Regions from separate parts of the Homo sapiens genome. Here region 2 is linked to region 1. Evidence: read pairs that join two places in POLR2A ChIA-PET (ENCODE). Cell type or tissue: OCI-LY7. All regions are shown on one strand. Links, peaks and the distances in the headings refer to the core of each region. The heading gives the core; the rest is flanking DNA.

The links. Peaks named below come from ENCODE experiments on the same cell type or tissue, not always from the same donor. Only the 100,000 strongest peaks of a DNase experiment are listed, where the experiment ranks them.
Region 2: POLR2A ChIA-PET joins it to region 1 with 6 read pairs; 2 of 35 experiments call an interaction of 5 or more read pairs at or near these places.

What each region holds. Positions count from the first base shown.
Region 1 is chr17:64,594,749-64,605,248 of GRCh38, forward strand. It overlaps SMURF2 (SMAD specific E3 ubiquitin protein ligase 2), which reads right to left. Exons shown (of 19, transcript NM_022739.4): 3 at 3,634-3,742. Among named protein-coding and RNA genes, the nearest start is that of SMURF2, 62 kb to the right of the region's middle. RefSeq lists a silencer at 7,812-7,861. In OCI-LY7, for the core only: no CTCF peak of the experiment used is centred there; a DNase peak (open chromatin) is centred at 4,813.
Region 2 is chr17:64,231,694-64,239,992 of GRCh38, forward strand. All of the region lies in intron 1 of TEX2 (testis expressed 2), which reads right to left. Among named protein-coding and RNA genes, the nearest start is that of TEX2, 27 kb to the right of the region's middle. In OCI-LY7, for the core only: CTCF peaks have their summits at 5,315 and 5,519; no DNase peak of the experiment used is centred there.

The sequences.
Region 1 (10,500 bases), core at 3,620-6,119:
GGCCGAGGCAGGCAGATCACCAGAGGACAGGAGTTCGAGACCAGCCTGACCAACATGGAGAAACCCTGTCTCTACTAAAAATACAAAAAAACTTAGCCAGGCACGGTGGCATGCACCTGCAATCCCAGCTACTTGGGAGGCTGAGGCAGGAGAATCACTTGAACCCGGGAGGCGGAGGTTGTGGTGAGCCTAGATTGCGTCACTGCACTCCAGCCTGGGCAACAAGAGCAAAACTCCGTCTCAAAAAAAGAAAAAAAAAAGTTACGTTAAACCAGTTGTCCAACTAGTAAGCCTGGTTTACAGGTATGCTGAAATACATATATTGATTACCTCAGTCCTCAGGGCAACGCACCACTGGCTTAAGCAACTTCATCTGTGTAGTCCAATGTGCCATATTTTTTATGTGTACCATGATATGAAAAGGTTGGGAAGCTCTACATTAAATCATAATAAGAAATTGCTAATTATAGACCTTCTGGAAGATAGCCTAACTCTGAATTACTAAAAATTATGAAATATATTGTATTACTTAAGCGTACATGTCACAAACATTCTGTCCAAATATTCCTGGGCCAGAAATGAATCCAAAATATTACCTTTTCTTATACATAGAGAAGTACATGCTCTCACTTTAATGAAACCTCATGTAATATAACATACATGGCAACAAAAACAGTAAATTCCTTTTGCAATTGAAAGTTAAATAGAGGGCTCTATTAGCTTCTATTAAAACTTTGACTTACTAACAAATACATGATTTATAAACAAGTTTCAGGATGTTTTGTTGAAAGGGAGAGAGGGACACCTCTATAGGTGAATACAATGTTACCATATAGACCAAAATATGTACTCAGGATTTTGGGCTAAAATTTAATTATTAGATTTTGTTTGTATACTTAGCCAATTAAAGGCAAGGGTTTTGTAAAATGACTTTGGAAACAATCATAAGAGATGCTTCTGACAGCCAATTAATATTAATTGTAAGATAAAACCTAATAAGTACAAGAAAGATGTTCAACATCATTAGTCATGATGCACCTCAAAACCATGACCAGATACAACTTCATACCCACTAGGGTGGCCACAATTTTTTTTAAAAGAAAATAACAGTGACAGAGGAATAAAGAAACTTCCAGTGGAAAACAACAGTCATGAAAGATCAAAATCAGGATGCCATCAGCAATACTCTAAACCTACAATTTCCAAAATGGTACCCACCAACCACGAGACCCTTGAGGACTTCAAGTGTGGCTAGTCCAAATTGAGGCAAGCTGCAAAATAAACCACTGATTTTTTTTTTTCTTAACATAAAATGAGAAAACCGCTGATTTTTTAGAGACATAGTAAATATGTATATATACATATATGTGTAAGTAGCTCAATATTTTTATACTGACATGTTGAAAGTATTTTTGATATACTGAATTAAATAAAATATATTATTATGCTTCATTTTAAGAAACAGGGTCTCGTTATGTTGTAGCTGGATTACAGGTGCAAGCCACTATGCCCAGTTTATTATGCTTAATGTCATCTGTTTCTTTTTACTTATCTTAACGTGGATGCTAGGAAATTTAAAATTATAGATGAGCTCCCATCTGTGCCTTACATTATATTTCTACTCAACAGTATGGATCTAAACCTAGAAGATAATGGAGCAATGTATTCAACATTTGGAGGTAAAGTGATATTTCACCTAGAAGCCTATATTCAAACCATATCAAAAGATAAGAAGTCAAAGTATATCTTCTGATAAGATCTCAACTTTCTTCCCATCTTTGTATTATTTCTCAAAATGACAATGGAAGATAAAGTTCACCGAAACAGGAGAGTAAACAAAAAAAAAAAAAAAAAAAAAAAAGGAAGTCACTAAACCTAGAAGAGACAAAGGAAATTGCCAACATAACAATAAAGGCAAGTCCCAGGACAACTGCGCAGTGGGTCTTAGAGAACCATCACACAAGACTAAAGAAAGAGAACACAGACTCCCAGGAGGGTTATCTCCAAGAAGAAAAAAAGCCAATGGAATACTGACAGAACTGAATATATGGAGAAAAGATCTTTAGTTCTATAGGAGAGTCTGAGGATTATGACATATAACTTCTCATTTCTATCTAGGAGATAAATAGATAACTAAACAAATGGGAAAAGTAGCTACTAACTTCAGAAAAAACAAAAGTTGTCAAGAAAGAAAATGTAATTCTTGTACCCCTGTGACCCAACTATGGATATTTACATAATCATAATAATGTAAACATGGAACAATGGTTTAACCAAAAAGGTTCATATAATTATATTGGAAGACTAAAGAAAGGAAGAGGCTTGTGTCATGAGAATGGGGATGCTGAATACCAATTTTAAAAGCTGAACCACTGGGCTGGGCATCACAGCCCACGCTTGTAATCCAAATACTTTGGGAGGCCAAGGAGGGAGAATCTTGAGCCCAGGAATTCAAGACCAGACTGGGCAATATAGCAAGACCCCATCTCTACAAAAAATTACCTTAAAAAAAAAATTAGCTGGGCATGGTGGCATGCACCTGTAGTTCCAGCTACTGAGGAGGGTGAGGTGGGAGGATCAGTTGAGTCCAGGAGTTAGAGGCTACACTGAGCTATGATTATGCCACTGCACTCTGGCCTGAGCAATAGAGTGAGACTGTTTCTAATTTTAAAAGAATTTTTAATAATAAAAAATAAAGCCGAATCATCTTCTAGGTAGGAAATTCAAAAATACCTAAAACTAGGCTGGGCGCAGTGGCTCATGTCTGTAATCCCGGCACTTTGGGAGACCGAGGCAGGCGGATCACTTGAGGTCAGGAGTTCGAGACCAGCCTGGCCAACATGGTGAAATCCCATCTCTACTAAAAATACAAAAATTAGCTGAATGTGGTGGTGGGCACCTGTAGTCCCAGCTACTCGGGAGGCTGAGACAGGAGAAATGCTTGAACTCAGGAGACAGAGATTGCAGTGAGCCGAGATGGTGCCACTGCACTCCAACCTGGGTGACAGAGCAAGACTGTCTCAAAAAAAAAAAAAAATTACCTAAAACTAAAAAAAGAAAACTGTGATGCTATAAAATAAAATACATATCTAGAAACAGATGAAAATACCAGAATAAACAGCCAAAGTTATTAAAGCAGTTGCCTTGAGGATGGGAATCAGGAATGAGAATGGAGCAGGGAACTTGCTGTTTTCCAGTAAAAGCTTTATTGTATCATTTGCCTTTTTAAAAAGGTGCATATACTCCAATGGTTTAAAATAAAATTTAAAAGAAAGAAACCATCCATATAAAGGCAAAAAGAAGCCTATTCAGTGCAACCCAAATCCTTATTTCTGGTTTTATAATTGGTCTAAAGTGGTGAATTAATACCTTTATTTAATTGAAAAAAGAGGTGGGGGATTGCTCTACTGTGAGCCAGTTTCATTTTCTTCTTCATAGAATTTTAGAGATACCTCATCTTTCAAAACCTGTCTATAAGCCAAAGCACATTCCCACTGGGCTTTTCTTTACCCCTTTTGTGATGACCAAATTATACCACAGATGAAACCCAGATCATTTCCCATGATTATTTTCAAAGACTATATCAAATAATTTAATGATATGTTCCATTTCAAACTAATTGTTGAAACCTACAGGTCATAATGCTGATTCCACTTTGGATCAAGCGTATTCTTCACAGTATCTGTAGAATGGCATTGCCCAGATCCATCAACCACCACCTTAGCAAATGGATCAGGAAGTCCTGTGAAAAAAGATTTTCTAAAATTAATAATTTGACATTTAAGATAGAAGATTAATTATACAAGCATTCCATTTGCTACAAAAGATTATTCCATTCTTTTAAAAAAGTTTAACATTTAGCTATAAATGAATAGTCCATTTTTTAAAAAAAAAGACTAAAGTTACTTCTACATTAAATACCAAAACTATATTTTTTCTCGTTTCTGTCTCAAAATAGTCCCAGTTTAAACTACCAAAATCTAGAGGTTACCTCATAATGTGGAAGTTTTTAATAGGTTGTTACCAGCCCTCTGACCCGAGGAATGGGGTCATGAATGGTTACATGAATTCTTGTAACCATTCATGGCTTTTTCTTTCCAAATGTCTCCCTCAGTAGCTCATTTAAAGAAAAAGCTTATTAAAGGTTTTTATACAGGAACACAGGCTACAGAGAAATCAAATTAGCAAATGAGTTTTGCTGAATAACTACCAGGAAAAATCAGACTGAAACAAAAGATGTAACACTCTGCCTTAAAAGAGCTTACTATCTAATTGGAAAAATAAAAATACTATACATGAAAAACAAAACCAAAAATACCTGAGAATAAACAAGTGCTTAGTGATACTGATTGTAACGCAAACACTTATATCACTATGTTAGGTACTATTCTAAATACATTTATCCTTAATCCTTACAATAACCCTACGAGGTAAACACTGTTATTATCCCTATTTTACTGATGAGGAAACCAAGGCACAAGGGGGTCAATTAACTAGCCCAAGGTCACAGAGTAGTAAATGGCAGGGCCAGAATCTAAAGTGTAGATTCTAAACCCATGTCTGGCTCTCGACTTCATGCTCTTAACCACTATGCTGTATTTTACCTCTTATTTACTACGTGGTCCAACAGTGAGTACAAGTAAGAGCTCAGAAAAACAGGAGAAAAGGTTTGAATCTGAACAGTAAAGAAAGGGCTTTGAGGGAGGAGGGAACTCATCTGGGCTTTAAGGCAGGCGTCTCCAACCTCTGCACCATGGGCCGGTACAGGTTCGTGGCCTGTTACAACCGGACCACAAAGCAGGAAGTGAGCGGTGGGAGAGTAAGCATTACAGCCTGAGCTCCGCCTTCTGTCAGATCAGCGGCAGCATTAGATGCTCATAGGAGCTGGAACCCTATGGTGAACTGCGCTTGCAAGGGATCTAGGTTGTGCGCTCCTTATGAGAATCTAAAGTCTGATGATCTGAGATGGAACAGTTTCATCCCAACACATCCCCTGCTCCCCATGTCCTTGGAAAAACTGTCTTGCATGAAACCGGTCCCTGTGCCGAAGGTTGGGGGCTGCTGCTTTAAAGGGCATACAGGAGAAGGAGGACTTTCCTAGCAAAAGGAAGAGCACCAAGGAGGGTATGACAATACAATATTTAAAAGACTTTGAAGAGTCTAACCAAAGAGCTTGTGCTAAGGTGTAAAAGTAAATACTATTGGAAATATGACTGACCCAGTAAGAGAGGCTTAAAAGTCGGGCAACAGGGCTTGGACTGATTGAGGTAGATAACAGGGAGCCATTTCAGGTTCTTGAGCATGGCTGTAACTACAGTCATATTTTTCTATCAGTGGTATTCAGGGCCCACTAGGAGAAAGAAAGACTAGAGGCAGACCATATATGAAGCTGTTGTAATTATCCAACAGTAGGATGAAAAGACCCTGAATGAGGGAAGTCATGTGGAAAGGGAAAGGAAATGACAAGAGAGCTATTCTGAAAGATCTAATACAAATTAATAAGAAACTTGTATCAAAGATGACAATACAGTTTTCAGCCCAAAGCAATAATGAAAATGATTCTTTTGACAAAAATTTAAAAGGTGGAACTAAAAATGTTAGAGAGACAAAAATGTCACTTCATGTGTTAGACATTGGGATAGAGTAGATTTCCTGTGGACAGCTGAAAATACTAGAACAAAACAGCGTTAAGTGTTGGTGACTGGAGAAATTTTGCATGTTGGTATCAATGCTAATTTTTTTAAGATACTAATTTGCCAAGTTTCAAGGACAGACAAATCACCTATCAGTTCCCCAATTCTATGATTCTGTGATCTATCGCTTCCAAATAATAAAGGAGGACCAAAATTTAGGCGTTAAGTTTCAAAGAAACTTGGTAAGTTAGGGTATTAAATCTATTTGACTATATTGTTCTTGAAGCTGAGTGCTATGCATAGTATTTCAGTAACACCTAACCATTTATAAATGTGTTCAATGGAAGAATGTTTTTACCTCCACCCTCAATAAATGAAGATTTCCTCCTGGGAAGAATTCACTCTATCTTGTTATTTTCACTCTACTATTTAAATAAATAAACATATAAATGTGTATTTATGAGCAAAAACAAAAAAATCACATTTCTAAACTTTCCCTTTGGGTGTTATTAAACTAGTTGAAGAATTAAGTCTCTCTGGTTTCTTGCTTTTTTAAAAAAATAAAATGAAAAAGAATTAAGGACTGGCCAGACACAGTAGCTCACACCTGTAATTTCAGCACTTTGGGAGGCTGAGGCGAAAGGATCACTTGAGCCCAGGAGTTTGAAACCAGCCTGGGCAACATAGTAAGACCACCCCCCATCCCCCACAAAATAATTTAAAAGTTAGCCAAGCATGGTGGCATACGTCTGTAGTCTCAGCTACTCAGGAGGCTAAAATGGGAGGATTGCTTGAGCCTGGGAGGCCGAGGCTGCAGTGAGCCATGATCATGCCACTGCACTCCAACCTGGTTGACAGAGCAAGACCCTATCTCAGTGGAAAAAAAGATTAAGGATTAAGAAAAACAACAGCTGACAAAGGACTAATATCCAGAATCTATAAAGTACTCAAACAAATCAGCAAGAAAAAATCAAACAATCCCATCAAAAAGTGGGTTAAGGACATCAATAGACAATTCTCAAAAAAAGATATATCAACAAGATAGGCCAATAAGCATAATGAAAAATGCTCAGCATCACTAAGTATCAGGGAAATGCAAATCAGAACTATAATGCGATGCCACCTCACTCCTGCAAGAATGGCCATAATCAAAAAATTTAAAAATAACAGATGTTGGCATGGATGCAGTGAAAAGGGAACACTTTTACACGGCTGGTAGTAATGTAAACTAGTACAACCACTACGGAAAACAGTGTGGAGATTCCTTAAAGAACTAAAAGTAGATCTACTGTTTGATCTAGCAATCCCACTACTAGGTATTAACCCAGAGGGAAAGAAGTCATTATACGAAAAAGATACTTGCACACGCAGGTTTGTAGCAGCACAACTCACAATTGCAAAAATACTGAAGCAGCCCAAACACCTATCAATCAACGAGTGGGTAAAGAAATGTGGTGTGTGTGTGTGTGTATATGTGTGTGTGTATATATATGTTTATATTATATAATTATATATGTATATATTTATATATAATTATATGTGTGTGTATATATATATATACACACCTACATATACACACACACACACCACATATACATACATACACCATGGAATACTACTCAGCCATTAAAAAGAAATAATCACAGCAACCTGGATAAAATTGGAGACTATTATTCTAAGTGAAGTAACTCAAGAATGGAAAACCTAACATCGTATGTTCTCAGTCACATGTGGGAGCTAAGCTATGAGGATGCAAAGGCGTAAGAATGATATACTGGACTATGGGGACTGGGGGAAAGGGTGGGGGTAACAGGGGATAAAAGACTATACACTGGGTACAGTGTACACTGCTTGGGTGATGGGTCCACCAGAATCTCAGAAATCACCACTAAAGTACTTATTCATGTAATCAAACACCATCTGTTCCCCCAAAACTTATTGAAATAAAAAAATAAAATAATAAAAGAAAAACAATTTTTTCCATACAAAATGTGGCTTCCAGATCCTTAATTAAGTAGGAAAGTCACAGCCTTTTATGTTCCCTTTCTGTTAAATAACACAGTAAACAAAAACACCAGTTCAATACCTTAATAAAAAAATACATAGGTTTCAACTTAACCTGATTATATTATTCTCCAAAAATTTAACTTGAGAGCCAAGTTACTCCCATGTGGTCAAAAACTATCAGGTTTTCTGAAGTTAGTGAGACATCTAGTGGTAAACACAAAGTGGCTAGAGAACTTTCTGCATTTTAAAAAATTTCTCAGCCAGGCACAGTGGCTCACGCCTGTAATCCCAGCACTTTGGGAGGCCGAAGTGGGTGGATCACGAGGTCACGAGTTCAAGACCATCCTGGCTAACACGGTGCAACCACATCTCTACTAAAAATACAAAAAATTAGCCGGGTGTGGTGGCACATGCCTGTAGTCCCAGCTACTCAGGAGGCAGAAGCAGAATTGCTTGAACCTGGGAGGCGGAGGTTGCAGTGAGTCGAGATCGCGCCACTGCACTCCAGCCCGGGTGTCAGAGACAGACTTTGTCTCAAGGGAAAAAAAAAATTTTTTTTTGTCTCAATTCTCCCCCATCATTTCTGAGACATGTAAAATAGCTAAAGCTCAAAAACCTCCTTACTACACAAATGCACTTGAAAAGCTGCAAATAATAATAAAATAACATTTTCAACTCAAAAGTGTGCTACCTTCCAAAGAAAACAGCTTCATTTTCAATTGGGCCAAGAAAAAAAAAAAACATACACAACATTTAGCCAACCCATCTTGGTTTTAAATGACTTCAATTTGGCCCCCTATAAAACACCTTATTACCTTACACAGAAATCTTTTTTAAAATGTTGCAGAAGAACAAATCTAAATGAAAACATTCCTTTTCATATAAAAAATACACATAAAACAGATAATGAAGGCAGGGCACAGTGGCTCATGCCTGTAATCCTAGCACTTTGAGAGGCCGAGGCAGGCGGATCACATGAGGTCAGGAGTTCGAGACCAGCCTGGCCAACATGGTGAAACCCCGTCTCTACTAAAAATACAAAAATTAGCTGGGTGTGGTGGCACATGCCTGTAATCCCAGCTACTCGGGAGGCTGAGGCAGGAGAATTGCTTGAACACGGGAGGCAGAGGTTGCAGTGAGCCGAGATCACGCCACTGCACTCTAGCCGGGGGACAGAGCAAGACTCCGTCGGGGGAAAAAAAAAAAAAAAAACATAATGAATAAATGGGTAAATATGTGATAAAGTTAATGGTAGAATCTAGATGGTGGGTCTTTACTATAAAATTATTTTATCTGTTGCTTTATGTTTGAAATTTTTCCTGCTAAAATTCTGGGGGAAAGGGGAAGTGACTTATTTTTAAAAGCCAATAAGCTTGAAAACAGTTCAAAAACATGAGTTAAAAAAACTTTTCTCAACAAGGATAGCGCCCAATAAACAGTATTACCTCACATACAAATTACTCTTCAAAAGACAACACATGGCAGTGTATTTTTTCCTGCGATGAAAAATATATATCTATTTCATCACCCTATAGTCGTACTTTGTATTAAAATTTGCTTTTCTCATTCAATACAATTTTAACTGAATCGCAAGCAAAAACTTAACTATATTTTACTATTAATAACTGCACTGATCAATAAACACACATTCATTTATATTTAATTGAAGAATTTAGGAATTACTGTCTCTGAAATTAATGTGGGCAACCCTTAACAGGTCAAAAATCTGTATAAGTATACATGTAAATCTACCACAGAATGGACCTGCGACCTTGGCCAGTGTGAACCTGGGAGGTAACTTCCATTCCTGGCTAACTCCCCTCTGAAGCCCTAAGGATTACCATTCCTGTTTCTCTTTCCAGGCCATCAAGAGTCTCCCATTCTAAGTTTTAAAGATAATCACACTGTTTCCCCTAATCTTATCCCTAAAGCAAGTTCACACTCTTAGAATTTTTATCAATTTTTACTGCCTACACCCATGAAAAAGGGAAAAGATTTCCTTCTTTCTTTCACTTACAATTTAAGGACAAAGATCATATAAGGGTTAACAATCAGCTCTCAAAGGTTTATAAAACATTAATATATGATTCCTCTAGATATCCTAGGAAAAATGAGGTAAGAATATCTGGATATTTTATTAGAGAAGCTGTGTCTTGGGACTCGAGAGGAAGGAAATTTGAAAAGGAAAGCTGGGAGACAAAACTGAAGATTTTATCTTCAAAACCAGAGCAGATGTCTTGGAGAGTGCAGAAGCAGCTGTAAGAGTGCTCCTCTCAGCCGGGCGCGATGGTTCATGTCTATAATCCCAGCACTGTGGGAGGCCAAGGCAGGAGGATCACGAGGTCAGGCATTCGAGACCAGCCTGACCAACATGGTGAAACTCCGTCTCTACTAAAAATACAAAAATTAGGCAGGCGTGTTGGCGTGCACCTGTAATCCCAGCTACTCAGGAGGCTGAGGCAGGAGAATCGCTTGAACCCGAGAGGTGGAGTTTGCAGTGAGCCGAGATCACACCACTGCACTCCAGCCTGGGCAACAGAGTGAGACTCCGTCTAAAAAAAAAAAAAGGAAAAGTGCTCCCCTTACTTCCCTCCCTTTTCTCCTTGTCCAACCCTATTTGCCACTTTGCAAGCCCACTAGTATAAATCCTACCTTAGATCAACCTTATCAAAGGTTAAAAAAAAAAAAGTACACCTCAGTTAGTAGCAACAGGGATGAGGTAGGAAGTGAGCAGCAGCCTGAGACAGATAACAGTGATTGGAGGCAACAGGGAGAGATGGGAAGTTCTGTGGCCATTGGGACCTTCCACTGTGACAAGCTTCTGGCGAGAAGGCACATGGTACATAAATTTAAACTGCTT
Region 2 (8,299 bases), core at 4,025-6,524, 360 kb before region 1:
AAACCTGGTTAAGAACTCAAACTCTGAAATTAAACAGACCCAGCTTTGGATTCCAGTTCCACCTCTTATCAGTGTGTCACCCTGGACAAGTTACGGCAAAAGGCCTCTTTTTCCTTACATATAATGCAGATAATAGTGCCTATCTCATAGGGGCTGCTGGGAGAATTAAGAAATAACACTTAACATATGTAAGCTACTATAATCAGCATCCACAGCAGGTGTGAGCACATCTTTTTATCCGTGCCGACTCAGCCTGTGGACTCACCGGCATGTTATCCGGGATCAGACAGCTTGTTTCCAGCCTTCTCTAATCACCAGCACTGGACTGTCCTGACTGTCTGACTTTAGGTTTAGTTCAGGCAGCTGTGACCATTAAGAATGACACAATGACAATGTAAAAATATGTACTGTACATATACATCGTAATACAAAATGAAAAGGCAGAATTTAGGATGATGTACATCACCTAGGTAAATGAACACAACAGGATCCTAGGAGGCTTATAGAGACTAAGTATTAATAGTTGGTGTTTCGTGGTGAAAGAGTTATTGGTGTTTGATTTCAGTGAAAAGCTGATGAAAAAGGATCTTTTTTAAATGAGAGCTGTGGATAAGATCTGTAGTTTCATCAACCTCTTTTTTTTCTGTCCCCTCCCCATGTTGGCCACATGTTTTTCAATATTCTTACATTGTTTACCAGTAAACTGATTAATTCTGTGTATTATTCTTCCATTTCAATACTGATCCAAATTTTAATCAACAATCCATATTTATAAGGGGTTCATAATGACATTATAAAAATCAAGTCACTGCCACAGGTGTGATAATAAGCATAGCTGAGCAAGCAAGAAACAATCAGTGGCTTCATTTCCATAGTCAAGGGCACTCACATTCAAGGTCAACCTCATTCTAAAGGTAGTGGGAAGTGAGACCTGGTACCAGCTCCAGTAACAATATCTACAGTTAGACCAATCCTGTGTCAGAAACTCCTATTATGTCATCCACAGCCAATCAGAACGTGGAGTCAGCATGAAACCTTCCATACAGGGTTGCAATTCCAAACAAAAGCAAGGAAACTTGATGGTTTGGGTAGCTTTTGTATGTTCATCCTGGGTAAAAGCATAGTTTCTGTTAAGCCTTTTCAAATGCTGAAAATGGTCCCTGGTTCCCATGGGTTCCTTTGCAGATGGCATGAGCCCAGGTCAGCTCCACCTAACAGACTGCTGGTGAGACAACTGATCATCCCTAATCATTACCTTCTTAATCACAGTTCTAAAAAGGCAGAGGCATTTGGGATTGAGGGAAGGGTTAGTGTACCAGAAAATCCTAGGCAACATCTTCAACACACAAATGACCCAGCTCACCCCTATCCATCTTGAGGCTTATCATGATTGTGGAGTTTCACAACTGATGGATTGGAAGACATTTTTTTAATTCCCCAGTCATCATAAGCCTATATGTGCACAACCACACACACAACTACCCCACCCCCAAACACACACACATACCCTGCCCCGGGGCCCACCCTGGAACTGAGATTCACTGGTGTAAAACAACTTGGACCATTAGGAATGCATTACACTTTAAAAACACACATGCGGCCTGGTGTGGTGGCTCGCGCCTGTAATCCCAGCACTTTGGGAGGCCAAGGTGGGTGGATCACGAGGTCAGGAGTTCAAGACCAGCCTGGCCAAGATGGTAAAACCCCATCTCTACTAAAAATACAAAAAATTAGCCAGGCGCGGTGGCAGGCGCCTGTAATCCCAGCTACTTGGGAGGCTGAGGCAGGAGAATCGCTTGAACTTGGAGGGTGGAGGTTGCAGTGAGCCAAGATCGCACCACTGCACTCCAGCCTGGGTGACAGAGTGAGACTCCATCTCAAAAAACAAACAAACAAACAAAAACACATGCATACCCAGAAAGAGACAATGGAATCACGAGGAATTCAGGTGGAGATATAGTACCAGTTATTCCCTGGCACCAATAACTAGTTAATATAGTCTACACCTACCTTGCAAGGCACCATGTTAGAGGCAAGTGCTTTCTAACAGGCTATTGCTGTGTAACTACATCAAAGAAGGGCAAGTCTCTATCAAGGTCAATGAACTCATTTAAAATATCTGAAGAATCAGAAATGGGCAGCTGCTTCCATAGACACAGGGCACAGTGAGACCATGTCCTGCTCCTGATCTTCACTACACATGCCTGTACTGTTTGCCCTTGAGTTGTGGCCTTACCTCCTGGGACGTGGTCCTAACCCCCCAACTCAGATCCTAGGTACAGAGCTGGCCCCCGCCAGGGCCTCCATGGACGCCCATTCCTGAAGGTCTGTTCCATTGCTGTCTAAAGGCCAAAAGCAGAGCAGAAGGCAGAAATAAGGGGTAAGGAAAAAAGGCAAGTGGAATAAAAAAGAAACGTGAATGCATAAAGGAACAAGAAAAAAGTGTTTCTCAGCAGATTGGGGAAAATAAGCACAAGGAGCATTTCATAACCAGAAATACAAGTACACAGCATGGAACCACACCGTCTAATCTAATTCTGGAGGTGCTATAAACCTGATGGCTGTATTGGGGCTCCATTTGACATTTCAAAGAAACAAACGCTGTAAAATTGTGATCTTGATGTTTTTCTGTTCACAGGTCCAATATCTGCCTAACAGCAGTATCCTGTCTTTCCAGATGATTAGCGTTGAGTTTGTTGTTGGGTTTTTTTCTTCCAGCTTATGTGAGTCCTCAGAGAGCACTGTCTGCCAAAGCAAAACGCCAAAACAGGAGCAGAACTTTCTGGCCATCCATGTGCAATTAGGAGCCCATTAAATACCACCCAGATAACTCAACACCCAAAATCATCCTCCATGGCGCAGCTGACAGCTGAGGCTAACTGGAAAAAACACCAGCTCAGGAGCAGCCTCACTGGGTCTGGATCTGTCGAATGAGGACCATGATGGTAAAACCCCACCCCTCAGCTTGTTGGGAGAAAGAATAAATGGGACGGCACTTCATACACTGTCAATTTAGGCAGTGACAGCACAGGAACATCATAATTAACCACACTGCTCTCTCCCCATGGATCTTTATGATGGAGTAAATGACACCAAGAAATATTACCACTTGTTCTCAAAATATCCTATTGATTTGGCAGTTACTCTATTTAAATACAAAGATACAATGGTTATTTATTTCTTCAGAAAATACAGGTATTTTTTTTTTCCTCCAAAAACATTATGATTGCCATTTTAATTTCTGTGGTTAAAGAACACCTTTAGGTACTGGGCAGCGCATGACCCAGTCCAGTAAAGTGGCAGGAATTCTTGGAAAAAAGGGCCATAGAGATCCAAGTCAAACGCAGTCCTGATCTGTGAAGATGTATCAGAGGGACCCTGAACCAACAAGAACAACAATCAACGTTTATGACTGCCAGCCCTCTAGCTAATCACTTTACCAACATTATAACACTATCTCATCTAAGCCTCACAATTCTGCCAGGTAGGTACTATCATCATTTCCACATTTAATACACGAGGAAAAAGAAAGTGGTTTAGGCAACTCACCAAGGTAACAAAGCTACTAACTAGCAGAGCTAGGACTCAGGTTCCAAGGCCATCCTCTTAACCACTGTGTGGCACTGCCTCATGCGGATGCTTCCGTTGACAAACCAATCTGGAGCCAACAGAAGCTTTCTGCAGGTGCTCTGTGCTCCAAGAAAGTGTTCCATCCACTCAGTACTTACTGAGCACATCACTGGAAAGACAAAGACTTTCACCCTATCTACCCAGGGGGAACATCAATTCTGGGGGACCTTGAGTGTAATGACAACTCAGGCAAGCACTGAAAGGTGCTTTTAAAAAGTCACAGTAATTCACAGACCAGGCTATAAAGCGCTTTTGTCTATTGTGATAGGCCCCTCAAAACTTGTTTGGGGTAAAAAGCTGCCTATTAGGGATATATGTTCCATACTGTGAAGACTTTCTTACAAAAAGTAAACCACAGTTTACAGCAAAAAGAAACCAGCAGGCCTAGGTCATCCCTGAGTATGACCCATCCTATTCTGCTCCTCTAATTCATTGCTATACATAAGTAAATGTTCTACTACAAGTACTAAAATCATAAAAACTCCCAAATTCTGCACATCCCTTTTTGAGTGCTATGGGAATATATTTCCATCTTTAGGGAAGTTGGTTACATTAGCCTAGGACTTTACCGAGACACAAACAAGCTATATCAGATGAGCTTTCCTATGAAATTCCACCTGTAGCAAATGTTCATCCATATTACTGTTACCTGGTGACTTTGTTGATGACTCTGTCTTCCCCTTTACACTGGCCACCTTGGGCACCTGCAACACAGATTTTTCCCTATGTAAACTCCTCCTTGAAATAGCAATCTAAATAGCTTAAGGTACAGCCGGCTCTCCATACCCACAGGTTCCACATCCGCAGATTCAACCAACTACAGATCGAAAATATTCGGGGAAAAAAAAATACAACTAAAAAAAAATAAAAATTTTAAAAACAATACACAATATAACAGCTATTTACATAGTATTCACATCTTATTAGATATTACAGGTAATCTAGAGATTATTTAAAGTATATATGAGGGCTGGGCCCAGTGTAATCCCAGCACTTTGGGAGGCTAAGGCAGGAGGATCGCTTGAGCCCCAGGAATTTGAGACCAGCCTGAGCAACACGGTGAGACCCCGTCTCTACAAAAAGTTTTAAAAATTAGCTGGGTGTGATGGCTCACGCCTGTAGTCCCAGCTACCTGGAGGCTGAGTGGGGAGGATCACCTGAGCCCAGGTTGACACTGCACTCCAGCCTGAGCGACAGAGTAAGACCCTGTCTCAAAAAATTAATTAATTTAAAAATAAAGTATATGGGAGGATGTGCATAAGTTATATGCAAATATAACACCACTTTATACAAGCGACTTGAGCATTCTCTGATTTTGGTATCTATCAGGGATCCTAGAACTAATCTCCTATGGATACCGAGGGATGATTACACTACAATACAGGAATTAATTTAAGAATAACACCTAGTTAAAGATAAACTCTTATTTTTCCCTCAATTTATTATGCACACAAACATTTGGAGTTAGCTATAGATCTATGGCTCTCTTAATTTCACAATTTATTCACTGTTAAATGTCTGTTTGCATAAACATTTTAATGTAAGCCAAATCTTGACAGTTGGACACGTGGAATTTGAGCTCTGAGAGTGAAGGCAATGATTGAATATTCCGGACTTACTTGTTTCCTGTCTTATAATTTGCAAAGTGGTGCAGTACTCAGATTGACCTCAGGGAGCTTAGAGAGGGGTGAGGAGCGAGACAATCACATAATCAATGCAAGAACTAGGAAGTGATGTGAAGGGCACCAAGAGATCACAGTCAGCAGGGAAACCTGATCCGTTTTGAATATTAATCACAGAAGGGCCCCCTGAACAAGTGGGCATTGGGCTGACATCTCCAGGATGAGTCGAGCTGGCTAAGTGATGGCAGCGTGGGCATTCCAGAAACAAGAAGGGTAAGAGTAAGGGCCTGAGGCAGGCGCAGAGCCTCATGGGGGAATCTGAAGCAGCTTCTCGGGGGTGAGTATTATACACACAGTATGAGACAGGAGTGCGGCAGGGGCTGGGTCATGCAGTGCCTTGAAGGCCACATTGAGGATCTAGTTTTTTTCCTAAGGGAAAGGAGGAACAAGTGAAGGCTTATTGTATGTGGTCTGGAGACAGGTATGCAGGTGACCAGATGCGTATTTTGAAAAGCTTTTTCTGGCTGTAGTGTGGAAAATAAACTGGAAAGAGGCAAGAAAGGGTTCAGGAAGGTCAGTTAGACAATAACAACATTTTAAGTGAGAGACAATGGCAGCCCGGACTAGCGGGGTGGCTGTGGAGATGGGTGAAGGGATTTGAGATTAGGAGATGAAATGCATGGAACTTGATGGGTTGCATATGGGAGTAAGGAAGAAGGTGTTCTTAAGCCCTAGGTTTTGGGCTACAAGACTGCAAGGACAGGCTCCCATTCACCAAGTCTGGGAATTTGAGAAGGGCTGGGTTTCTGGGAACATGGTAGGTTCAGTTTGGGACATTTTATTCTGAGATACTTGGTGACCTCCCAGTGTGAGTATCAGAAAGGTGTTTAAAGTTCTGGTTCAGTAACTGATACTATTACATGTCCACCCAGATAGGAGACTAACAGTTCCTTACAAATAACCTACAACCAGCAGAAAAATAACCTGTTGAATGACGAAGTATTTTCATCACTGTTAAAAGTCACGAACTTCTAACAAAACTGCACAAGCAACATCTATAATAAAAACAATTTCAGCCAGGCGCGGTGGTTCATGCCTGTAATCCTGAGACTTTGGGAGGCCGAGGTGGGAGAATCACGATGTCAGGAGTTCGAGACCAGCCTGGCCAACATGGTGAAACCCCGTCTCTACTAAAAACACAAAAATTAGCTGGGCATGGTGGTGGGCGCCTATAATCCCAGCTACTCAGGAAGCTGAGGCAAGAGAATCGCTTGACCCTGGAGGTGGAGGTTGCAGTGAGCCGAGATTGTGCCATTGCACTCCAGCCTGGGCGACACTGTGAGACTCTGTCTCAAAATAAATAAATAAATAAAACTAAAATAAGACCATTTCAAAACTGTCTGTGTAAGTTCAATTTTTTAAAATATATCTTTCAAGAGAAAGTTAATTCCATCTACTATTCAAGATAAAAATTATTTAAATTTTGGCATTCTAATTTAAACCAATGTATTAGTCTGTTCTCATGCTGCTTTGAAGGAATACCCAAGACTTGGTAATTTATAAAGAAAAGAGGTTTAATTGACTCACAGTTTCACATGGCCGGGAGGCCTCGGGAAACTTACAATCACGGCAGGAGACACCTCTTCACAGGGTAACAGGAGAGAGAATGAGTGCCAAGCGAAGGGGGAAGCCCCTTATAAAACCATCAGCTCTTGTGAGAACTCACTCACTATCACAAGAACAGCATGAGGGTAACCACCCCCATGGTTCAATTACCTCCCACCAGGTCCCTCCCATGACATGTGGGGATTATGGGAACTACAATTCAAGATGAGATATGGGTGGGGACACAGCCAAACCATATCAACCAGGCAGCAAACAAGAAACTTCAAAATGGAGAAAGAAAAATAACTGTTCCTTAAAATGAGCAAAGCAGGGTCTTTGCATCACCTAAAAAGCTCACTGATAAGCACCAATTCACTAAAAGGTTTGAGATAACTGTAAAAAAAAGGAATTAGCTTTTATTGAAGATTTATGTCCCAGACACTTCAAGACACCCCTCATTTAATCTTCATGGCCCTATGAGGCAAGAATTATGCTTCCATTTTCTGAATAAGGAAACTGAGTCAGAGAAATTGAATAATTTGCCATGGCATAACTACTAATAAGGGCTGAAACAGAAATCAAACATGTCTAGACAACTCCTTTTACCAATGCCCAAGACAGGAAAGGGACGAAGCTGCCATTTCCTTGGTGCCAGTCTTCTGCCTTGGAGGTCAAATAATGGGATGTTTATTTCCAAGTTTTTTCTGTTATTACCTGCAATTAAGCAGTTATGTTCTTAGTCTTGAAATAACCTTAATTTTTAAAGAGCTGTCTTTGTCAATTCAATCCTCTCTGCTTCATCTTCTTAAAAGAGTTTTACCTAGACATATAATCATACCCCAAAGAGCTTTGTAAATTTAGTTATAACTGTTCGCAGAATTTAGATCAAAATGTAAACTGAAACCTGGAAAATACAAATGTTTGTTTTCTGTCAAATGCTTACTGCATGTTTCCAACCCAAATCCACTAAAACGATGAATAAACTAAGCTTAACTTACAAAAAAATTTTCAAAAGCAACTTATTTTCTTAAGGAAATAATGCTGGCCAGGCATGGCGGCTCACACCTGTAATCCCAGCACTTTGGGAGGCAGAGACAGGCAGATCACCTGAGGTCAGGAGTTCGAGACGAGGCTGGCCAATATGGTGAAACCCCGTCTCTACTAAAAATACAAAAATTAGCCAGGTGTGGTGGCAGGCACCTGTAATCCCTGCTACTCGAGAGGCTGAGGCAGAAGAATTGCTTGAACTTGGGAGGCAGAGGTTGCAGTGAGCCAAGATCATGCCACTGCACTCCAGCCTGGACAACAGAGTGAGACTCTGTCTCAAAAAAAAAAAAAAAAAAAAAAAAAAAAAGCAGAGAAGATAAGAGAAGAGAAATAATGTTATCTGGTAAGTTCCTTACCAGGCCACAAAAGGTTAACAACTTGAATTGTTAAATAAG